Regions from separate parts of the Homo sapiens genome. Here all the other regions are linked to region 1. A link is a loop called in an ENCODE intact Hi-C map of the cell type or tissue named here. Cell type or tissue: heart left ventricle. All regions are shown on one strand.

The links. Peaks named below come from ENCODE experiments on the same cell type or tissue, not always from the same donor. Only the 100,000 strongest peaks of a DNase experiment are listed, where the experiment ranks them.
Region 2: it touches region 1 in a loop (2.1-fold over the local background); 44 of 110 quality-filtered maps call a loop at or near these places.
Region 3: a loop joins it to region 1, with 9 times the contacts of the local background. A loop is called at or near these places in 93 of 110 quality-filtered maps.

What each region holds. Positions count from the first base shown.
Region 1 is chr5:32,073,598-32,081,597 of GRCh38, forward strand. PDZD2 (PDZ domain containing 2) reads left to right here. Exons shown (of 25, transcript NM_178140.4): 18 at 235-1,046; 19 at 3,865-4,009. Among named protein-coding and RNA genes, the nearest start is that of GOLPH3, 97 kb to the right of the region's middle. In heart left ventricle, a CTCF peak has its summit at 3,307 (motif pointing left); a DNase peak (open chromatin) is centred at 974; H3K27ac peaks cover 511 bases.
Region 2 is chr5:31,926,066-31,934,065 of GRCh38, forward strand. All of the region lies in intron 2 of PDZD2 (PDZ domain containing 2), which reads left to right. Among named protein-coding and RNA genes, the nearest start is that of MIR4279, 6.1 kb to the right of the region's middle. In heart left ventricle, a CTCF peak has its summit at 3,350 (motif pointing right); no DNase peak of the experiment used is centred here.
Region 3 is chr5:31,821,891-31,829,890 of GRCh38, forward strand. All of the region lies in intron 2 of PDZD2 (PDZ domain containing 2), which reads left to right. LOC124901200 (small nucleolar RNA U13) reads left to right here and starts at 2,689; the gene lies at 2,689-2,792. It also overlaps the pseudogene RPL9P17. In heart left ventricle, a CTCF peak has its summit at 3,782 (motif pointing right); no DNase peak of the experiment used is centred here.

The DNA.
Region 1 (8,000 bases):
AGAAAAGGGCGGGGGGGGTAGGTCAGTAGGGAAAAGAGAAAGATAGCCCGCCTATCTACTCCATATAGCCTCCAGGAAGCCATGTTGCCTAGGCCTTGTGTCCAGTGGCTGAGGCTGTGTGTCTGGTGTTAGTGAATGTGGAAATGCTTATGTGTAATGATGGGGTCAGATGATAAGACAGGGCCAAGTGGGAAGCTCAATTTCACTTGACTTTTCTGTCCCCACCTCCACCAGCTCACAAGGAGCCTGGAAAACCCAGAGCCAACAGCCTCGTGACTCTTGGGAGCCATCGGGCTTCTGGGCTCTTCCACAAGCAGGTGACAGTTGCCAGACAAGCCAGTCTCCCCGGAAGCCCACAGGCCCTCCGAAACCCTCTCCTCCGCCAGAGGAAGGTAGGCTGCTACGATGCCAACGATGCCAGTGATGAGGAAGAGTTTGACAGAGAAGGGGACTGCATTTCACTCCCAGGGGCCCTCCCGGGTCCCATCAGGCCTCTGTCAGAGGATGACCCGAGGCGTGTCTCAATTTCCTCTTCCAAGGGCATGGACGTCCACAACCAAGAGGAACGACCCCGGAAAACACTGGTGAGCAAGGCCATCTCGGCACCTCTTCTTGGTAGCTCAGTGGACTTAGAGGAGAGTATCCCAGAGGGCATGGTGGATGCTGCGTCCTATGCAGCCAACCTCACGGACTCTGCAGAGGCCCCCAAGGGGAGCCCTGGAAGCTGGTGGAAGAAGGAACTGTCAGGATCAAGTAGCGCACCCAAATTGGAATACACAGTCCGTACAGACACCCAGAGTCCGACGAACACTGGGAGCCCCAGTTCCCCCCAGCAGAAAAGTGAAGGCCTGGGCTCCAGGCACAGACCAGTGGCCAGGGTAAGCCCCCACTGCAAGAGATCCGAGGCTGAGGCCAAGCCCAGTGGCTCACAGACAGTGAACCTGACTGGCAGAGCCAATGATCCATGCGATCTGGACTCGAGAGTCCAGGCCACTTCTGTCAAAGTGACTGTCGCTGGCTTTCAGCCAGGTGGAGCTGTGGAGAAGGTAACTGACTTTCTCTTAGTTACTTGGAATGGAAGTGCATGAATATGTGTGAGTGAAGATGGAGTCTGTTGTAAAGCATGGGTAAGCTGCCAGTGGGAAAGGATGATGGCTGGAGAATTATCTTTCAACAGAGTCAGTCACTTAAATACCTGGACTGCTTGGAAGCCTTTTTTTTTTTTTTCTTGGAGATGGAGTTTCGCTCTGTCACCCAGGCGGGAGTGCAGTGGCGCAATCTCAGCTCACTGCAACCTCCGCCTCCCAGGTTCAAGCGATTGTCCTGTCTCAGCCTCCCGAGGAGCTGGGACTACAGGCGCACACCACCACGCCTGGCTAATTTTTGTATTTTTTAGTAGAGACAGGGTTTCACCATATTGGTCAGGCTGGTCTCGAACTCCTGGCCTCAGGTGATCCACCTGCCTCGGCCTCCTGAAGTGCTGGGATTACAAGCGTGAGCCACCGCACCCAGCCTAGGGAGCTTATTAATGTATCAGCAGGTTAGTCATGAGATCATTTGGCCAGAAGATACTATAGAATCTCTGTCTTACCTGTACACAGCACCTGTGGCTAATGATGGAAAGGCAGTGTGGCACAGGGAAAGTAAAACCATGGGCCTGGCATGAGCTCCACTGCTGACTAGTTGGCACTGGTCGAGTTACAACTTGGGCAAGTTATTAAACATTTCTGAGCTTAGTTCTCTGGGCTGGTGCTCTCTGCCTTGGTCATCTCACAGAGCTGGAGGGACCATCAAATATATGTTAACAGTGATTCCCTCCAGCTGATAAGGTTATGAGTGATCCTTATATTTTTCCAAATTTCTACATTGGTTATATATAATTATAGCCACTCATAACCTTGCTGTGGTATCATATGGAATAACAGGAATGCATTCACTTAGAAATTGATAATGTACCACATTAAATGCAAGTTAATATTGGTTATGTTACTACTTGGTTACGAGTATGTTAGAATATCAAATTGTTCATTTTTAAAAATGTTCAATATACCTCTACTTTATCAAGGAGACAGTACGAGAAATCAATGTTGTTTATAATCTCCTTAACATAAATAACTTCTCTCTCTCTCTCGCTGAACAAAGAATCTGAGATGACTTATAAAGCCATATTATTATAGATGTGTGTTCAAGTGGTTTATATAAACATATATGTCAATAGACCTGGAAAATGCTAAGTCATAAAAACTATACCAGGCAAAAGTCGTTTTTTTAACCTTATTTTTGTTTTAATAGAAATGCACATCTTTTTTCCTTCTCCTCAAATATCATATTTTACCTCCAACCACTACCTGTGTTTTAAAATATAATGTTTGGCCATTGGGTAAATTTCTTCTTTTAAAAAGCATCGGCCGGGCACAGTGGCTCACGCCTGTAATCCCAGCACTTTGGGATGCTGAGGCAGGTGGATCACCTGAGGTCAGGAATTAGAGACCAGCCTGGCCAACATGGCAAAACCCCGTCTCTACTGAAAATACAAAAATCAGTCAGGTGTGGTGGTGTGCACCTGTAATCCCAGCTACTCGGGAGTCTGAGGCAGGAGAATCTCTTGAACTCGGGAGGTGGTGGTTGCAGTGAGCTGAGATCGTGCCACTGTACTCCAGCCTGGGTGACAGAGCAAGACTCGGTCTCAAGAAAAAAAAAAAAAAAAAAAAACAAATCACAAGTTTTGGATAACTGTATAAAGGCAAATTAGGGTTTTTATTCATAATAATTTATATCTATTAAAATAAGAGTTTTGTAATTCTAAGTTAATACTCTCAGAATGAACTTTTGAGCAGCATTTGAAACTTGTACAAGACTAATTTTTCTCATAAAAATTTTAGTTACAAAATTTGATTTTATTTATATCTGAGAAAGAAAATAGAATGGATTGCTATAAAGTATATGTCCTCAAATATTGGAAGAAAAAACCTTCCTCTTTTGGTACGTGAGTTAAATTCTGTTTTTATTTACTACTTGATTTAAATTGAAGTGAAATTCATATAACATGAAATTAACCATTTTGAAATGTACAAGTCAATGGCACTTAGTACATTCAGAATGCAATATGACCCACCACCTCTGTCTAGTTCTGAAACTCCTCTACTGTTTTTATGTTACATTTGTGTTACTAATAAATAGAAAATTAACTGAGTTAAACTCTATCTAGGTTTCCCTCAGCTGGTAACTGACATTTTATGAAAAGATTTCTTACCAAAGCTGCTGAAAGACATATTATCCCTTTCACCTCTGTGCTCTGCTGCCACCTTTGGGCCACTTTATCACTCACAATGGATAAATTTCACATGAAGCTGATTTAACTGTTAGTTTTAGAATTTCATTGCATTGAATGTTAGGTAGAAGAAGAGAAAGTAATGGACACTTAGCCAAAGTGAAGTCTTGAAATATGAAATGTCAATTTTGTTTATCCAGATTCGTTCATTCCCTCACTACCAAACTAAGGAGTTAGTGTTATAGTCTTGGATATCTCTATGCAATATAATAACAATACCTTACATCTGTCTAGCCTTATATGTGCTGTTTTTATAACTGTTCTCATTTAATCGTCTTCTTTTAAGCTCTATGAGTAAGACTGGGAATGTTTTATGCCCATTTTAGAGTTGAAAAAAATGGAGGCTTGGGGAAGAATGATATGACCATTTAATTCCTAGCAGACCTTAAACCCACAATCTGGATCTGCTGGCTCCTAGTCCAGGGCCCCTTTGCCTTTTCCTGAACTAGCTCTGCTCTCTATATATGATCTCATCTTACGGTGCAGAAAGCCTGAAAGTTATTTCAAGTGGCTTGTGGTTGTCATTGTGCCAGGAATCTCTGGGAAAGCTGACCACTGGAGATGCTTGTGTCTCTACCAGCTGTGAACTAGCCAGTGCTCTGTCCCATCTGGATGCCAGCCACCTCACAGAGAACCTGCCCAAAGCTGCATCAGAGCTGGGGCAACAACCCATGACTGGTAAGATTATTTTCCCATTTGTTAATCTTAAAGTAGGTGGGGAGATACCCTAATGAAAGCATTATACAGGCCAGGCGCAGTGGCTTACACCTGTAATCCCAGCACTCTGGGAGGCCGAGGTGGGCGGACCACTTGAGGTCAGGAGTTTGAGACCAGCCTGGCCAACATGGTGAAACCCCATCTCTACTAAAAATACAAAAATTAGCCGGGCGTGGTGGTGCGCACCTTTAATCCCAGCTACTTGGGAGGCTGAGGCAGGAGAATCGCTTGAACTGGGTAGGCGGAGGTTGCAGTGAGCCAAGGTGGCACCATTGCACTGCAGCCTGGGCAACAAGAGCAAGACTCTGTCAAAAAAAAAAGAAAAAAGAAAGAAAGGAAATTGATATTTTTAAGGAGAAAAATCTTTTACACAAATTAACATTTAAATACTGCCTGCATTTAGCACCTTTACTATATCATTGTGCCTAAACTCATCGTTTTCATGCCATGTTGAACACATCCATTTTCAGTCAGTTGACCCTTTTTACCCTTTTGTGACACCAACAAGACATGAGATGAATCAAAAGGACTTCCCACCCATCAAAATCACAGCACTCTGCCTACGTGAAATCAAATGCACTGAGAAATGGCAACAAAAACCTCCACAAAGGACAAGTGAAATGATACTGAAAAACCACACATAAGTGTTGATGAGAGATTAAGTAACATCGTGGAGGCAGAAGTTATCTCAGTATTTATTTAGGTGCCAGGTGCAGTGGCTCATGCCTGTAATCCCAGCACTTTGGGAAGCTGAGGCAAGTAGATCATGAGGTCAGGAGTTTAAGACCAGCCTGGCCAACATGGTGAAACCCCATCTCTACTAAAAAGACAAAAAAATTAGCTGGGCATGGTGGAGCACGCTTATAATCCCAGCTACTCAGGAGGCTGAGGCAGTAGAATTGCTTGAACCCGGGAGGTGGAGGTTGCAGTGAGCCAAGATCATGCCATTGCACTCCAGCCTGGGCTATACAGTGAAACTGTGTCTCAAAAATTAAAAAAAAAAAAAAAAAAAAAGGAAATTAGTTAGATGTGGTGGCATGTGGCTATACTTTGGAGGCTAAGACCAGGAGGGTTACTTGAACCTAGGAGTTTGAGACTGCAGTGAGCTATGATCACGCCACTACACTCCAGCCTGGGTGACAGAACTAGACCCAATCTCTGGGAAAAAAAAAAAAGTGTGGGGTGTGTATGTGTGTATGTAAAATTTGGCTACCCATCATCTAGTAGTTGAACAAAATAATATTGTAAAACATGATTTTTAAAAATCAACTGAATTAAGTGACTTTGCTTCCTTGTTAGTGGAGACCTTTATTGAAATTTTGGATTCTGGTGGGGCGCGGTGGCTCATCATGCCTGTAATCCCAGCACTTTGGGATGCCAAGGGGGGGCCGATCACTTGAGGTCAGGAGTTCAAGACCAGCCTGGCCAACATAGTGAAATCTCGCCTCTACTAAACATAAAAAAATTAGCGGGTGTTGTGGTGCATGCCTGTAATCCTAGCTTCTCAGGAGGCTGAGACACGAGAATTGCTTGAACCCAGGAGGCAGAGGTTGCAGTGAGCTGAGATTGTGCCATTGCACTCCAGCCTGGGGGACAGAGTGAGACTCTGTCTCAAAAAAAAAACAAAAAAAAAACAAAAAAAAAAAAGGAAATCTGGATTCTAAACTTGCACTCTGTGGGTAGGGGACACTCTTCTCAGTGGCTGGTGATGACTGTGATCCCACTTGTCGAGCTCTGTGGGAGTCCCGGCAGTCCTCCGCAACTGTCGGCTGGTTGTTACTGTCTCAGCGCCTGCCTTCTGATTGGTTAGCAAACTACGGTGGTAGACAGAAAAAAGATAGCCTTCCTTTTTAGGGCTGTCCTACAAAATAAAAATGTGGGCCGGGTGCCGTGGCTCACACCTGTAATCCCAGCACTTTGGGAGGCTGAGGTGGGTGGATCCCCCGAGGTCAGGAGTTCGAGACCAGCCTGGCCAACATGGTGAAACCCAGTCTCTACTAAAAATACAAAACAAAATTAGCTGGGCATGTTGGCGGGCGCCTGTAATCCCAGCTACTTGGGAGGCTGAGGCAGGAGAATCGTTTAAACCCAGGAGGCAGAGGTTGCAGTGAGCCGAGATCGAGCCATTGCACTCCAGCCTGGGCAAAAAGAGCGAGACTCCGTCTCAGAAAAAAAAAGAAAAAAGTGAAACCCCAGAATATCTATCCCATACCCTGATGGCTACTCACAGAAAAAATACAGGCCCCTGATGTCTCTGTTCTGTGATCCGAGGCTCTTTGTTCCTTTGTTAGTGATGAGGCTGTTACTGTGGGTTCTGGTTTCTCTTTCGGGTTCACATTCACTTGCTGGACAAACACTAACAAGCATTTTTTTGTTAGCAATTTGACTTTACTGCAAAGAGTGTTAAAAAGGGTTCTATTTGGCCGGGCGCAGTGGCTCACACCTGTAATCCCAGCACTTTGGGAGGCCAAGACGGACGGATCACAAGGTCAGGAGATCGAGACCATCCTGGCTAACACAGTGAAACCCCATCTCTACTAAAAATACAAAAAATTAGCCAGACGTGGTGGTGGGCACCTGTAGTCCCAACTACTCAGGAAGCTGAGGCAGGAGAATGGTGTGAACCCGGGAGGTGGAGCTTGCAGCGAGCTGAGATCACACCACTGCACTCCAGCCTGGGCAACAGAGCGAGACTCCATCTCAAAAAAAAAAAAAAAAAAAAAAAGTGGGGGGTGAGGGGTTTCTATTTGAGGGAGATGAAGTTACATTGAGGCAGCCTTCAATGTCACCTTTCAAAGTAAGGCTTCATTTGAGGCCAGTATCTTCATACATTTTAAGAGTGCATGTTCTACATAATGGTCCTCTGGAAGTTTTCTTGGAATCCAGATTTGCTTTGGAATAGAAGAGGGACAGCAAAGGGTTGGTTTTTTTCACTAAACCAACATTTCCTATTTGCAACCTCATGCAGTACATTCTTTCCTTTCTTGCCACTGAGGAATTTCTTATTCTAGGTAGGCCAGTTTTTGTCAATACTGAGGTTTTCATCAGTGTTAGAAAATGTAGTACATATACACTATGGAATACTATGCAGCCATAAAAAGGAATGAGATCATGTCCTTTGCAGGGACAAGAATGGAGCTGGAAGCCATTATCCTCAGCAAACTAACACAGAAACAGAAAACCAAACACCACATGTTCTTACTTATAAGTGGGAGCTAAACAATGAGAACACATGGACACAGGGAAGGGAACATCACACACTGGAGCCTGTTGCGGATGGGGTGGTGGGGGGAGGGAGAGCATCAGGATCAATAGCTAATGCATGCAGGGCTTAATACCTAGGTCACGGGTTGATAGGTGCAGCAAACCACCATGGCACACATTTCCCTGTGTAACAAACCTGCGCATCCTGCACATGTATCCCAGAACTTAAAAAAAAAAAAAAATACCGCGGGTTTGTACCTTAAGTAAGTGGGTTGCTGCATGTCAAGTTCTCTTGTGTTATAGTGTAGAGAGAATTTCGTCTCCCAGCCCCGTACTCCCTGGAGCTCTGTGCACCTCTGTGACTGTACTGACCCCGGTGGGTGCAGATGTTTGGATGCTTTTCTGCCTTGCCCTCTCTGGATTTCCCATAGATAATGAGCCTTGAGAAAGGTGCAGCTATGTGTCCCTTACACCCACTGAGCAGCCAGGAATGCTAGACCAGGAACTGATTATATTTAACAGGCAATGATATATGTGCTATATTTAGTTAACATGTCAAAACATAATATATTAGTTACCATTTAATTCTTTAAGGGTCCTCGTCAGGATTGATCGAGTTGCAGTGACACACTGGCACCCTCAAGGGCTTTTGGGGTGTATCTGAAATACCCGATTACCGGATCTCTAAAAGATTTTAGAGCTTCTGTCTCCTTTTGTTTAGGTATTTCTCTCTCCTTCCCAATGAAAA
Region 2 (8,000 bases), 150 kb before region 1:
AAAAAAATTAGCCAGGCATAGTGGCATGTTCCTATAATCCAGCTACTTAGGAAGCTGTGGCAGGGGATCCCTTGAGCCCAGGAGTTTGAAGCTGAAGAGAGCTATGATTGTGCCACTGTGCCCCAGCCTGGGCAACGGAGCAAGACCCTGTCACTTAAAAAAAAAAAAAAATTAAAAGCCAGGCCAGGCATGATGGCTCACGCCTGTAATCCCAGCACTTTGGAAGGCTGAGGCGGGCGGATCACCTGAGGTCAGGAGTTCGAGACCAGCGGCCAACATGGCAAAACCCCATCTCTACTAAAAATACAAAATTAGCCAGGCGTGGTGGTGCAAGCCTGTACTCCCGGCTACTCCAGAGGCTGAGGCAGGAGAATTGCTTGGACCCGGGAGGCAGGGGTTGCAGTGAGCCGAGATGGCACCACTGCACTCCAGCCTGGGCAACAAGGTAGAAACTGCATCTGAAAAAAAAAAAAAAAAAAAGAAAATTAAAAGCTAAAAAATAACAGACGCTGGGGAGGCTTTGGAGAAAAGTGAATGCTTATACACTGTTGGTGTGAATGTAAGTTAGTTTGACCACTGTGGAAAGCTGTTTGGAGATTTCTCAAAGAACTTAAAACAGAACTACCATTCAACCCAGCAATTCTATACTAGGTATATACCTGAAAGAAAACAAATCATCCTGTCAAAAAGACACATGCACTTGTATGTTCATCTCAGCACTAGTCACAATGGCAAAGCCATGGAATGAACCTATGTGCCCATTAATGCTAGATTGGATAAACAAAGTGTGATATATATATACACCATGAAATACGACACAGTCATAAAAAAAATGAAATCATGTCTTTTGCAGCAACATGGACGCGGCTGGAGGCCATCATCCTAAGCAAATTAACACAGGAACAGAAAACTAAATACCGCATATTATTCTCACAAGTGGGAGCTAAACATTGGGTATTCATAGACATAAATATGGCAACAATAGATGCTGGAGACTACTAGAGGGGGTCAGGGCCCAGGGTTGAAAAACGTAACTATTGGGTACCATGCTTAGTACCTGGGTGACAGGATCAGTTGTACTCTATACCTCAGCATCATACAATATACCCAGGTAACCAACCGGCATATATACCCCTGGATCTAAAACAAAAGTAGAAATTTTAAAAAATTAAATGTAAAATAATAAAACATAGTACCATGTTGCATCATGGGAGAGAAAAAAAGTGAGGGCAGGGCTGGTCCAGCTCTTTCTGGTAGAATGTGTCTGATTGTTTGGTAGTCATAAAAACCTTCTGCTACTTTCTTTTTTGGGTGTTTTTTTGTTTGTTTGTTTGTTTGAGACAGTGTCTCACTCTGTCACCCAGGCTGGAGTGCAGTGGCACTATCTCGCTCACTGCAGCCTTCGCCTCCCAGGCTCAAGTGATTCTCCTGCTTCAGCCTCCCGAGTAGCTGGGATTACAGGTGCCTGCTACCACACCCAGCTAATTTTTGTATTTTTTAGTAGAGACGGGGTTTCACCATGTTGGCCAGGCTGGTCTTAAACTCCTGAGCTCAGGTGGTCCACCTGCCTTAGCCTCCCAAAGTGCTGGGATTACAAGCATGATCCACCGCACCTGGCCTCCTGCTACTTTGAAGTTAGACTCTCCTTGCCCGAAGTGACTGGCCCTTTTCCATCTAGCTCCAGAAGATCTATGCTTATCTTTTTCAATGGACCTAATAGTCATTAATGGACCTTGATTCTATAAACTAGCCAGAGGTGACCCATGGGCCTAAGAGATGTGTGTCCTTGTCTAGGACCCAAGTCACTGGGCCACACCGACATGCACTTGCTCTCCAGCTATACCCCCATTTCACAGGGTGACTCATTGCCTTCCTCCATCTTCACCAAGATGGCTCCTTCTTGAAGAAAACCAGGCCATTTCAGTATGCCTACCCTCACTGAGAATATGTAAGGAGGAAAGAACAGGTCTCTGCCTGAGGGATGGGGACTGAGTTAGGATGAGCTGGGACTTCTCTGCACACAAATGGAAGTTTAAACTGAGATGGCCCTCTGCTGAAGGGGAGTGCAAATCAGACAGCCAAGGAGAGTGCTTGAGTATTTCACAAAGTCTTCAAAGCACTGCTTCCCTAAATATTAAAATATTTCACTATAAAAAGATGGGGTGGGAACCATTTGATAAAGTAAGATTTGGTCACACCAGTTAAAGGAATAGCTAGTAAACACTTCTGCTGACCTCAGGTGATCCACCTGCCTTGGCCTCTCAAGGTGCTGGTAAATACTTCTCAAACCCATTTGACCACAGAGTTAAGGAGCATTCTTTCATAGAGCATCTCCTTCTTTCATAGAGCATTTCCCAAAATATAGAATGTATTTTTGGAAAAACTAGATTAAGGTCATTAGAAAAATTACAAAGAATTTTTTTTTTTTGAGTCAGAGTCTTGCTCTGTCATCCAGGCTGGAGTGCAATGGCTCGATCTTGGCTCACTGCAACCTCCGCCTCCCAGGTTCAAGGGGTTCTCCTGCCTCAGCCTCCTGAGTAGCTGGGATTACAGGCATGTGCCACCACACCTGGCTAATTTTTGTATTTTTAGTAGAGATGGGGTTTCACCATGTTGGCCAAGCTGGTCTTGAACTCCTGACCCCAGATGATCCACCTCGACTTCCCAAAGTGTTGGGATTACAGGCCTGAGCCACGATGCCGGGCCAAGAAAAGAACCCTTGAAAAGAAAATTCAGAAGCACAGGAAAACTTTATCAAGGATCTGAGTTGAGAGTTTTGCCCTATGTTTCCATTTACTTACCAGAACTTAGGAGTATGCTGGACTCTGAAAGGAGATATAAGAGGGAATATTAAGGATCTAAGTTGAGAGTTTTGCCCTATTTTTCCATTTACTTACTAGAACTTAGGAGTATGCTGGGCTCTGAAAGGAGATTTAAGAGGGAACTTTTCAATGAATATTGATCCATACTTGCAATGAAATAAGTACCAGAAACAAACTGTCCCCCACCCTTGCTTGGGAGCCTCGTAGAAGCTGTGACCCATCCACCTGCTGCATGGCTGTGCTCAGCGTCGTGGAGTTTTGAATCTGAATGCTTTAGAAAGGGCATGTTGGCTCCAGACTCAGCGTCTGCTGTTGATTTTGTCCAACCTGCTTCTCTGATTCATTTAATTTTCTGCCCCCTGTCAGCATTTATGCTTGCAGCCCATAGAATGAAAGCAATCATGGTAATAATAAATGCAGTATAACCTTCTAAGAACCTGTGTCATGCTGTGTGCTACAGATCATTCTTTGTGGGAGGACTGTCTTGCATACCATCAAATGTTTAGCTGCATCTCTGGCCTCTGCCACTAGATGCCAGCAGCAATGCCCCACCCATCCTAGTTGTGACAGTTTAAAATATCTGCGGACAGTGCTAAATGTCTCCTGTGGGGCAATATCTTCCCCAGTTGAGAACCACTGGCATATGTGAAAGCACAGATACATGAAAAAGAGCAGTGGAAGGCCAGGCGCAGTGGCTCACGCCTGTAATCCCAGCACTTTGGGAGGCTGAGGCGGGTGGATCACCTGAGGTCGGGAGTTTGAAACCAGCCTGGCCAACACAGTGAAACCCCGTCTCTACAGAAAATACAGAAAAATCAGCCGGGTGTGGTGCTGGACATGTGTAATCCCAGCTACTCGGGAGGCTGAAAAAAAAAAGCAGCGGCTAGCATGACTATCTGTGGGTTTCATGATGCAGGCATTGATATAGTTTGCATGTTTGTCCCCTCCAAGTCTCCTGTTGAAATGGGATTTCCAACGCTGGGGGCTGGGGCCTGGTAGGAGGTGACTGGATCATGGGGGAGGATCCCCCGTGAATGGCTGAGCTCCAACCCTTTGGTGATAAGTGAGTTCTTGCTTAGTTAATGCGAGGTCAGGTTGTGCAAAGGTCTGGGACCTCTCCCCTCTAGCTCTCCTCGTGCCATGTGAAGTGCCTGCTTCTGCTCCCTTTTTGCCTTCTGCCACGAGTGAAAGCATTCTGAGGCCTCCCGAGAAGCCAGGCAGGTACAGGTACCATGCTTCCTGTACAACCTGCAGAACAGTGTGCCAGTTAAACCTCTTTTCTTTGTACATTACCCAGTCTCAGGTATTCTTTTTTTTTTTTTTTTTTTTTTTTTTTTGGAGACAGTCTCGCTCTGTCGCCCAGGCTGGGGTGCAGTGGCATGATCTCCGCTTACTGCAAGCTCTGCCTCCCGGGTTCACGCCATTCTCCTGCCTCAGTCTCCCAAGTAGCTGGGACTACACCACGCCCGGCTAATTTTTTTGTATTTTTAGTAGAGTTTCATGGGGTTTCACCATGTTAGCCAGGATGGTCTCGATCTCCTGACCTCGTGATCCGCCCGCCTCGGCCTCCCAAAGTGCTGGGATTACAGGCGTGAGCCACCGCGTCCGGCCAGGTATTTCCCTATAGTGACACAAAAGCCTGAATAACACAGGAATAGATGAAGAATGGTCTCAAATACGCATCAAGGTGTTTAGGCGTTATCCTTTGGACAACGAGAAATTATTTGAGTGTTTCAAGCAGATGTTATGTATTTGCCACTGGATACCTCTGTGTGCAGGATATACTTTAGGGGTAGACAACTGAGGAGGTGAGAGTAGTCTAGAGTCAAGGCCCTAAGGTGTGACTCAGTACAGCAGAAGGGGACCTCAAACTTGGCATGCCCTAAAAAACCCACTATGCGACCAGACGCGGTGGCTCAGGCCTGTAATCCCAGTACTTTGGGAGGCCAAGGCTAGTGGATCACTTGAGGTCAGGAGTGAGAGAGACTGAAGAAGTGGAGTTGACAGGACCTACCAGCAAGGGTGGAGGGGAGAGAGGAGCCAAGGGCGACTCAGTTGTGCTTCAGTGACAGGGAACTCATTGGCATGAGTTGGAAGAGGAGATACAGGAGGGGGAACCTGTCTGAGGGAGAGCATAATGGGATTGTTTATTTGAGGCAGGGTCTCACTCTTTTGCCCAGGCTGGGGTATAGTGGCGCGATCTCAGCTCACTGCAACCTCTGCCTCCTGGGTTCAAGCAATTCTCCTGTCTCAGCCTCTTGAGTAGCTGGGATTACAGGCACGTACCACCACACCTGGCTAATTTTTGTATTTTTAGTAGAGATGGGGTTTCACCATGTTGGCCAGGCTGGTTTCGAACGCCTGACATCAAGTGATCCACCTGCCTCAGCCTCCTGAGTAGCTGGGATGACAGGCGTACACCACTATGCCTGGCTAATTTTTGTATTTTTAGTAGAGACGGGGTTTCACCATGTTGGCCAGACTGGTTTCGAACTCCTGACATCAAGTGATCCACCTGCCTTGACCTCCCAAAGTACTGGAATTACAGGCGTGAGGCGCTGTGCCTGGCCGCATAGTAGATTTTTTAGGGCAGGCTGAGTTTGAGGTGGCTGCAGGACACCCAGCTGCAGCTGGGCAGGAGTTGAGGGTCTGAGCTCAGAAGAGAGATGGAGATTGAGGAGCTGGTGGCTCTTACTTGGTTGCTGTAGCTATGGAAGTAGATGGGATAATCCAGGTGACAGGAGGGAGGAACGAAGAAGCTGGTACCCCTCCAAGGCCCACCCTGGCCTGGCAGGAGGAATGAGACTGAAAAGGGGGCCAGAGAGCTGGAGGCAGCTCTGTCCACTAGAGGCTTATGGCTCATGGGACAGATTTGACAGCTAAGAAACAGATCTGTATACAATGAAGGCCCCAGAGCATGATGGTGTCAGTGTATGCTGCCGGCGTTGTGTGAGTTGAGGGTGTGTGAACTCCAGGAGGGCTGGATGGGAGGGGAGGGGTGGGCCACAGCCGCACGGAGCTTTCTCAGGTGTGATTCTGAACCCTTTCCATTAATGGCAGAAGTTGGAAGGGAGCTGCCTCCCCAAATTTGCAGGCCAAGGTCCTCCCCGCTTGCACAATTGGCAGGGTGTTCCCCATCAGTGCTGACATTATCATCTCCCATCAAGGGGCAGGAAAACAAACCTTGTTTGCTTTCATAACTTTCTGTGTGTGATTTTTGACTGGGGGATGGGAAAAGGGGAGAAGGAAATGTTAGTGCTTCCTGTTGTTTTTAAGACCATTTATGAATTGCATTTTATGGTCTTTTCATTTTGTGACATCAAGCATATGAAGCATGATAGCCATAGAACTGGCCAATGAGAAAATGTAAAGAAAACCAAACCGGGTGCAGTGGCTCATGCCTGTAATCCTTGTACTTTAGGAGGCCGAGGCAGGCAGATCACCTGAGGTCAGGAGTTCGAGACCAGCCTGGCCAACATGGTGAAACTCCGTCTCTACTAAAAATACAAAAATTAGCTAGGCGTGGTGGCGTGTGCCTGTAATCCCAGGTACCCGGGAGGCTGAGGCAGGAGAATCGCTGGAACCCAGGAGGCGGAGGCTGCAGTGAGCCAAGATTGCACCACTGCACTCCAGCCTGGGCGACAGAGCAAGACTCTGCCTCAAAAAAAGAAAGAAAGAAAGAAAGAAAGAAAGAAAATCCAGGCTCCATTGACTTCACACACTTAATATAAAAGTTCTCATTTTAATAAATTTAAATGTATAGTTTTGTGGCATTAAGTACATTCACACTGTTGTGTAACCATCACCACTATCCATCTCCAGAAGGCTTTTCCTCTTGCAAAACTGAAACTCTGGATCCATTAAGCAGTAACTTCCCATTCCTCCTCTCCCCAGCCCCTGGCAACCACCATTCTACTTTCTGTCTCTGTGAATTTTACTATTCTGAGTGCCTCATACGATTAAAATCATATAGGGTTTGTCCTTTTATAACTGGCTTATTTCACTTAGCATAGTGTCCTTTTTTTTTTTTTCTTGTTTTTAAGACAGAGTTTCGCTCTTGTTGCCCAGGCTGGAGTGCTATGGTGCAATCTCGGCTCACTGCAACCTCTGCCTCCAGGGTTCAAGTGATTCTCATGCCTCATCCTCCCGAGTAGCTGGGATTACAGATGTGTGCCACCACGCCTGGCCAATTTTTGTATTTTTAGTAGAGACGGGGTTTCACCATGTTGGCCAGGCTGGTCTCGAACTCCTGACCTCAAGTGATCCACCCACCTCGGTCTCCCAAAGTGCTAGGATTACAGGCCATGAGCCACTGCGCCCGGCCAGCATAGTTTCTTTTCAAAACTCATCCAAGTAGTAGCATGTGTCAGAATTTCCTTCCTTTTTACGGCTGAATAGTATTCCATTGTACATATGTATCACATTTTCTGTATCCATTCATCCATCAGTGGATGCTTAGATGGCTTCCACCTTTTGGTTATTGAGTGGACAGTGCTGCTACAAATATCGAGGGTGTGAATATCCATTCGTGTGTCTGCTTTCGGTTCTTGGGTTTATACCTGGGGTGTCCCTTGGCTTTTGCTGTATGATCGACTCCTGCTGGGGATTTCTGGGATTGCCCTCTTTGTTACCTTTCTGTTTTAGCTTCTGGGAGAATCTTAGGTGTGTCCCTAGGCTGGGCTTTGTGACCCGCTGGACAGCCATTACTGAGCCCCTGCCTACAAAGATCCACACCTTGTCCCCTTGGCACCATCTTAGAGTTTGAATCAGGAAGATTTACGTTGTAACCTCAGTACTTCCACTAATGTGCCCTGTGATGTTGGAAAGCTTCCTCATGTTCCTGTGGGCCTCTGTTTCCACACGAACGCAATGAGAAAGTAGAACTCAGTGATCTTCAGGGTCCCTCCCGGGTGATGGACAGTGAGTGCACAGTGGTCTCCTAAGCCCAGTGACCAAGGAACCAAGGTGGACACGAAGAAGGCAGAGCCCCAGATGCCTGTCATGGATAATGCAATTCAGAAACTTGGGTCGGTTAGGTGGCTTGTGTACTTGCTGAATTCTGGTGTATGCTACGTGGCTCGTTTTGTGAGTAAATGTAGCAGTAATTCCCCTTAAAGCAAAACTATATGTTATATATTATCCACCCTTCGTTGAGAGAATGGGACAAAGAGAGGCAGG
Region 3 (8,000 bases), 250 kb before region 1:
GTGTCCGTGTGTTCTCATTGTTCAACTCCCACTTATGAGTGAGAACATGCGGTGTTTGGTTTTCTGTTTCTGTGTTAGTTTGCTGAGAATGATGGTTTCTAGTTTCATCCATGTCCCTGCAAAGGACATGAACTCATCGTTTTTTATGGCTGCATAGTATTCCGTGGTGTATATGTGCCACATTTTCTTTATCCAGTCTATCATTGATGGGCATTTGGGCTGGTTCCAAGTCTTTGCTATTGTAAATAGTGCTGCAATAAACATATGTGTACATGTGTCTTTATAGTAGAATGAGTTATAATCCTTTGGGTATATACCCAGTAATGGGATGATTTATTATGATTTATATGTGTACATACACAAACTTTTTTTCACGCAATCTTTTTTTTTTTTTTTTTTTTTTTGAGAGAGCGTCTCACTTTGTCACCCAGGCTGGAGTGCAGTGGCATGATCTCAGCTCACTGCAACGTCTTGTGCTCAAGTGATCCTCCCACCTCAGCCCCCCAAGTAGCTAGGACTACAGGTGCACACCACCACACCTGGCTAATTTTTTTATAGTTTTTTTTTTCCCAAATCAATAGGTCTTTTATTGCATCATTTAAATATCACATATAGGTCTTAGGAAGCATCCGGCATCTTGTTTCTGTAGCTGGACAACTCTTAGATCTTATTAATCAGCCTCCTGAATGGTTCGTTTTTTCAGAGACATAGATACCATCCAAAAATTTCCTGATATCCTTGTTTTTAACCTTGTGGCTTGCTGAATCAAAGCCACTGAATTTGAAACAAGCTCAATGTCATTTCCTTCAAGGATTAATTCATCTTTCTGAGTTTGAGATACTGAACAAGGAACACCTGGCCTCATCCAAATCCTGCAGATGTATTTTTCACCCAAGAAATTTCAGATTTCAACAGAAGACCAATTCTCCTGGATAATGATGTTGATGGGGAAGTGCACATACACAGACCTCATCTTGTAACGGAAGCCCAGTGTGACACCCTTGATCATGTTCTGTGCATAACTACAAATAGTCTGAACGGTGGCCAGCTCCTTTCTGTTACCCCACCATTTGTCAACCCGGGGCCTCTTTTTTTTCTTTCCGAGAAGACTGAGTTCTACGTTGATGTGATTGAAGTCCCTCCGCAGGGTTCCTCTGGGGCCCTTCACAATAACTGTGCATCCCTTTAGAGTAATATTGACATTTTCTGGAATGTTGACAGTCTGATTGCTGAGAATGGTCTTCATTCTCGCAGTAGACGTGGCAAAAAAAAAAAAAAAAAAAAAAAAAAAAGCAAGCATCTTTTGTGGCTCACGCCTGTAATCCCAGCACTTTGGGAGGCCAAGGCAGGTAGATCACGAGGTCAGGAGATCAAGACCAGCTGGGCCAAGGCATGGTGAAACCTGTCTTTACTAAAAATAGAAAAAAATTAGCTTGGTATGGTGGCGTGCACCTGTAATCCCAACTACTTGGGAGGCTGAGGCACAAGAATCATTTGGACCCAGGAGGCGGAGGTTGCAGTGAGCCAAGATCGCGCCATTGCACTCCATCCTGGGAGACAGAGTGAGACTCTGTCTCAAAACACAAACAAGCAAAACAAACAAAGCAGAAAGTTTGGCCGGTAACAGAAGTAACACTCAGAAAAATACTCCAGCTGACCTAGAGGAAAGCAAATAACCTCCACTGTCAACTGCAGATGGAGAAGTGCAACCTCTAGGAACTGAAAGCAGTCCCTGATTGGCAACTCACAGGAAAAAGATACCTCAGGCCTACAACCACAAAGAATTGAACTCTGCCATCAAGCGGTGAGCTTGGAAGATATAGGAGCAGGAAAACCACCTCCATCCTCTTACGGTCCTGAGAATTGAGATAAGATAGATTACAGGAAAAAAGCATACACATTTCTTTACAGATGTTTTACAGGAGTCCTCCTAAAATAATGAAGACCCAAAGAAGCAGTTATTGTCAGTTTCTTCCATTCTGGATTGGACGCAATAGTAAACTGTGAACATGTGTAAGGCGAAGGGGCTTGCACTAGGATAGTAAATAGGGTAGGAAAATAGCTAGGAAGAGAAAGGCTTGTTTGTACAGAATTTCCTTGACCTCAACTTTCTCGTCCTTGATGGCAAGGATGTTGCATCTTACTAGTATAGGGAGGGCGTCTTTCACATGGGAATTTAATCTTCTGATTTTAAGAAACAGCATGAAGGTCAAAGTGATCTTTTTGCACCTGCTGTTTTTCAAGTGCCTTTAACTTAAATAATCAGTATTCCAGGATAGCATATTTTAACTCCTTCAAAAAGGTCCCTGAGCCCCAGATGAGATTGTTGGCAGCTCCAGTCAACACAAGCCCAGCCATGCCATAGCTGTATTCTTACCTACAGAACCGTGAGCTAATAAATGGGTATTGCTCCAAAGCTTCTACATTTGTGGTAATTTGTTACGTAGCAATAGAAAACAAATATAATGGCAACATGCAATTTAGTACTTGATCCCTCTCCTGTCATTTACTCATTGTTTTGCATGTATAAATCTTGCCTTCCTTAACCAGATTATAACCTCCCTGAGAACCAGACCAAATTTGATGTTTTTTCTGCATAGCCAAATTATCTACCATGCCATAGGGGCTACACTGGGAGGAAGGTGGGGTGAGTGTTTAACATCCTGGCTTTAGAATCAGCCTGCCTTGATCCTTTTGTAGTTCGTGAGTATGATGACTGGGTGTTCACGGCCGTGTGTGAGATGTGCCACCCTCAAACCTTGTTGCAATGTCAGTGCATTACCTGTCTAACCTGAAAAAAAAAAAAAAGAATCAGACTGTCTTGGCTTAAATCTTGGCTTAAACTTTCTAAGCTTTAGTTCCCTCATTTTAAAATGGGAATAAAATGCGTTAGGAAAATTATGGAAAGATACACAAACATTGTTATCAGCAGTTACTTCAGAGGGAACGATTGCAGGATCAAATATCATAGGAGGTTTTTAGGATTAAATGAAATGATGCTTAGAAAGTTCTTAGGACAGTGCATGGCACATGGTAAAGCTCTATTAATACTAGCTCCGTGTTTGTAGAAAAACAGACCCTTTGACATGCTCGCCCTTCCTGCAGTTCCATATGTGCTAAATTTGTTTAGTATCACATGACACTGGCCCTGTCTCCCTACACACGCCCACGCATCCCCACCTCCACCTCCTGGCCACCCACCAGGGATAGATAGACTAAACCCAGCCATTAGACTTGACTGACAACCAGTTTAATCTCCTGAAAATCTGGAATCAAGCCAGTGAGAGACCACGCTGCTTTGCTGTGTGGGATGAGCTGGAACACCAAACGGAACCACATCTGGATTCATGTCCAGAAAGAGTCAGAGCCACATGCCCGTACTACAGTTACAGAATGGCAGACGTCAAGAGGAAGCTGGTTTCTTTAGAGGAACACAGAGTGGACATGCAGAAAAGGACAGGGATGAAAGACAGTGTCCCCAGAAAAAGGGATGGGACAGTACCTTCCAGGGGCTGGCAGTTTCCAGCACCAGTTCCCACAGTGCCTAGCTGGACTTGTTTCCCCAAGATCTCCATGTCCTCATAAGTGTCCTTTGCAAACAAATAAGCCCTAGCCAAAGAAAGGCTGCTGTGGGTGACAAATCAGACAGTCGGTCATGTTCTAATACATCCTGGGACACCGGGCTCTGGTGCTGACTCCACATCAATGTACAAGACAATTAAATGGTATTTGTAGTCTTTTTCCAGACCTTTTTTCAACTGTCAGCACAGTTGAATTCCCAGTGGCCTCTGGAGGGCACTATTCAGTTAAGTTTATTCCACGGTAGTGAGCACTACACCAGCAGAGCATTTAAGGAAAAGGTGTTTGAAATAATAGTTACCATTTCCTGAGTACCAACAACATGCTAACCACGGTGCTGCTTGCTTTACGTATATTGTATCTTAAACAATCACAACGGCTGTTTCCATCCAGCAATTGGAGATTGTTTTCGAGCATGGTTACTTGTTTCCACAGGCATGCTATTAACAGGTGTCAAGCAAAAGGAAAGCTTTTTTTTTTTCCTCTTTTAATGAACAGGAAGACTGAGTTTACAGCTCCTGATGCGAACCAGTTCAAGTTCAGTTGCCCCTCAATGTACTCCTTTTTAATTAGAAAAACAACAAATGTAGCACCATTGCAACACAGAGGGGAAAAGATATTTGGTACGGGGGTATAAATATCTGGGTCCCTCTTCTCTCTCAAGGTGAGGCAAAATGTTTCCTGTCTCCTGCCTTTTATCCATGCCCCCAAGATAATCGTGTTGGTTTCATGCCCGGCTGTGGGCTGCTAGGGAGTGGGAGCTGCTCCACAGGGAAGAAGTTTTTGTTCTCTACCTTGCTCAATGCCACCGTGGTGGGGAGGGTAGGAGTGAGGCTCCAAACCTTTTCAGGTAACAGTTCCCTGCAAAGTCTGAAAACAACCACTGACCTGTCTCCCTTTTATTTTTTACAAGATATTTGAGGCCAGCCACGGTGGTTCATGTCTGTAATCTCAGCACTTTGGGAAGCCGAGGCGGGTGGATCATTTGAGGTCAGGAGTTCAAGACCAGCCTGACCAACATGGTGAAACCCTGTCTCTACTAAAAATACAAAAAAAATTAGCCAGCTGTGGTGGCACGCACCTGTATTCCCAGCTACTTGGGAGGCTGAGGCAGGAGAATCACTTGAACTCGGAAGGCAGAGGTTGCAGTGAGCCGAGATCACGCCACTGCACTCCAGCCCGGGTGACAGAACAAGACTCTGTCTCAAAAAAAAAAAAAAGATATATGAAACCTGTTTATTCGATATTATCAATGTAAATTAAAACATTTATCAGATATTACCCAAATGAGCCACATGCATTAGGTATATGCTTCTCATTTACTTCTTACAACATCCCTATGAGGTAAGAGGCGAGTATTATTACCTGCATTCACAGATGAGGAAATATAGGCTGAGAAAGATTGGATAAACCCATCTATTAAGAGACAGAGCCTGGAATCGAGCCGGGGTGACCTGCCTCCAAGACCTGAGTCTTTTTTTGCTGGGATGCTCTGTCAATTGCTACCCATATGCCAAATAGTGTGTCTGTCCCTATAGACAGCACGTCCATTCCCCAGAAAGGAGCGTAACCTTCCTGTAGGCAGCAACAATTCTGTAAGTGGCATCCTGGCCAGGGAACCTTGCTCTTTATTCATGAGGTCACTGTCTTGCCACTTCCCCACTATGGAGGGGTGAACCGGGAATCAGAAAATCTGGGTTCTGAACACTTTCTTAATCTATATTTATTCATTTAAGGATATTTACTGACCACCTACTGTTTCAGCTCTGGAACTGCATATTGGGGAAATACTCTTCTATAAAACATATAAAGTCCCTGGTTTTCTGGGGCCTTTATCCGTGCCTTGGAAAACTGACTTATCCTTGTAGGCGTAATTGTGATTAATAACGATATGAAGGAATTTTTAAAGTAAGCTTTCTTGTTATATAATAGCTTTCCTGAGGCTGGGTGTGGTGGCTCATGCCTGTAATCCCAACACCTTGGGAGGCTGAGGTGGGTGGATCACTTGAGATCAGGAGTTCGAGACTAGCCTGGCCAACATGGTAACACCCCGTCTCTACTAAAAATACAAAAATTAGCTGGGTATGGTGGCATGCGCCTGTAATCTCAGCTACTCAGGAGGCTGAGGCAGGAGAATTGCTTGAACTGAGAGGCAGAGGTTGCAGTGAGCTGAGATCACGCCACTGCACTCCAGCCTGGGTGATAGAGCAAGACTCTGTCTCAAAAAAAATAAATAAATAAAAAAATAAAAATAATTTTAAAATGGCTTTACTGAGATGTTCACCTACTATAAAATTTATCCTTTAAAATGTACAATTGAGTGGTTTTATAGATTCACAGCATTGAATATCACCAATATCTAATTTTAGGACGTTTTTATCCTTCCAAAAAGAAGACACATACCTATTACAGGGATTCTCCATACTCCGCTTCTCCAAGCCCCTGGAAACCTACTTTCTGTTCCTATAGATTTACCTATTCCAGATATTTCAGTACATGGTCTTCTGTACTGAAAGTGTAATGACTTCAGTGCTCATCTGTGTTTCAGTATGATTCAGAACTTTACTTTGTTATATTGCCAAATAGTATTCCATATGTTTAACCACATTTGTTTAACCATCCATCCATTTGTGGACATTTGGGTCATTTCCACTTTTTGACTATTATGAATCATGCTGTGAACATTGGTGTACAAGCTTTTGTGTGAGTATGTTTTCAGTTCTGTTGGATATATATGTAAGAATGGAATTGATGATGATATAGTAACTCTATGTGTAACTTTTTGAGAAATCTCCAAATTGTTTCTCAGGACTATTTTACATCCCCACCAGCAGTGTATAAGGGTTCTAATTTCTCCACATTCCTGCCAACACTTGTGACCTGTCTTTATGAGACCAGCCATCCTAGTGGGTGTGAAGCTGTATCTCACTGTGACTTTGATTTGTATTCTCTAATGATTAATCATGTTGAACACCTTTTCATGTGTTTTTGAACCTTTGTATATCTTTGGAGAGATGTCTATTTATTTTATTTTTTAAGACAGGGTCTTCCGCTGCCACCCAGCCTGGAGTGCAGTGGCATGAGTGCAGTGCAGAGGCTCACTGTAGCCTCAACCTCCTGGGCTCCAGCAATCCTCCCACCTTATTCTCCTGAATAGCCAGGACTACAGGCATACGCCACTACACCTGGCTAATTTTGTAAAAAATTTTTTTGTAGAGACAGGGTCTTGCTGTGTTTCCCATACTGGTCTCAAACTCCTGGCCTCAAGCCATCTTCATGCCTCAGCCTTAGAAAGCACTAGGATTATAAGCATGAGCCACCATGCCCAGCTAGAAATATCTATTTTAATTCTTTACCCACTTTTACATTGAGTTGTAAGAATTCTTTATATAGCCTAGATACAAGTTCCTTAGCAGATATATGATTTGCAGATATTTTCTCAGGCAGCTGCACATATTAAACAATTGCCATGGATTGTTTTCAACAAATAACCTAGGGACAAGGCTACTTTTGCAGCATCAGCTCTGAATCAAGTCAAGTAAGGAGAAACCTTGAAAATGGAGCCTTTCAGAGAGCTGTTGGACAGGTCAAGTAATAACAATTCTGTGAAGATAGAGTTTTTGGGGGCTTCCAAACTTGTTCTGCCTCAGTGGCTGCTAGTGATGTTTCAAGCTTTTGGCTAACTTCCAGAGTTCTGAAAAAGTTGATTTTGGTCATTTTTTCTAGTGTTTTTGTTACTCTTATAGAGGTGTGGATTTTTGGAGGTCTTTATTTTTATCATTCCAGAAGGGCTTTTTCCAGTAAACTTATCTTTGAAATACGATATACGTAAAGGCACATATCAAAAGTATTCAGCTTAGTGAATTTTTTTTTTTTTTGAGACAGTCTTGCTCTGTTGCCAAGGCTGGAGTGCAGTGGCATGATCTCAGCTCACTGCAACCTCTACCTCCCAGGTGCAAGCTATTCTCCTGTCTCAGCAGAGTAGATGGGATTGCAGGCACCACACCTCGCTAATTTTTGTATTTTTAGTAAAAACAGGGTTTCACCATGTTGGCATGGCTGGTCTCAAACTCCTGACCTCAGATGATCCACCCGCCTCGGCCTCCCAAAGTGCCAGGATTACAGGCATGAACCACCACACCCAGCCCAGCTTAGTGAATTTTTATATTAACCATCACCCAAACTGAGAAACAGAACTTAACTAGTATGTCAGAGCCCTCCTTCTTACCTCTTACCAGTTACTAACCCCCCTTTACCAAAGTAAAGTGGTATCCAATAGCTGTAAGAACTTTCCTATCTATGGCTGGGTGTGGTGGCTCATGCCTGTAATTCCAGCACTTTCGGAAGCCAAGGTGAGTGGATCACTTGAGGTCAGGAGTTCAACCTGGCCAACATGGTGAAACCCTGTCTGTACTAAAAAT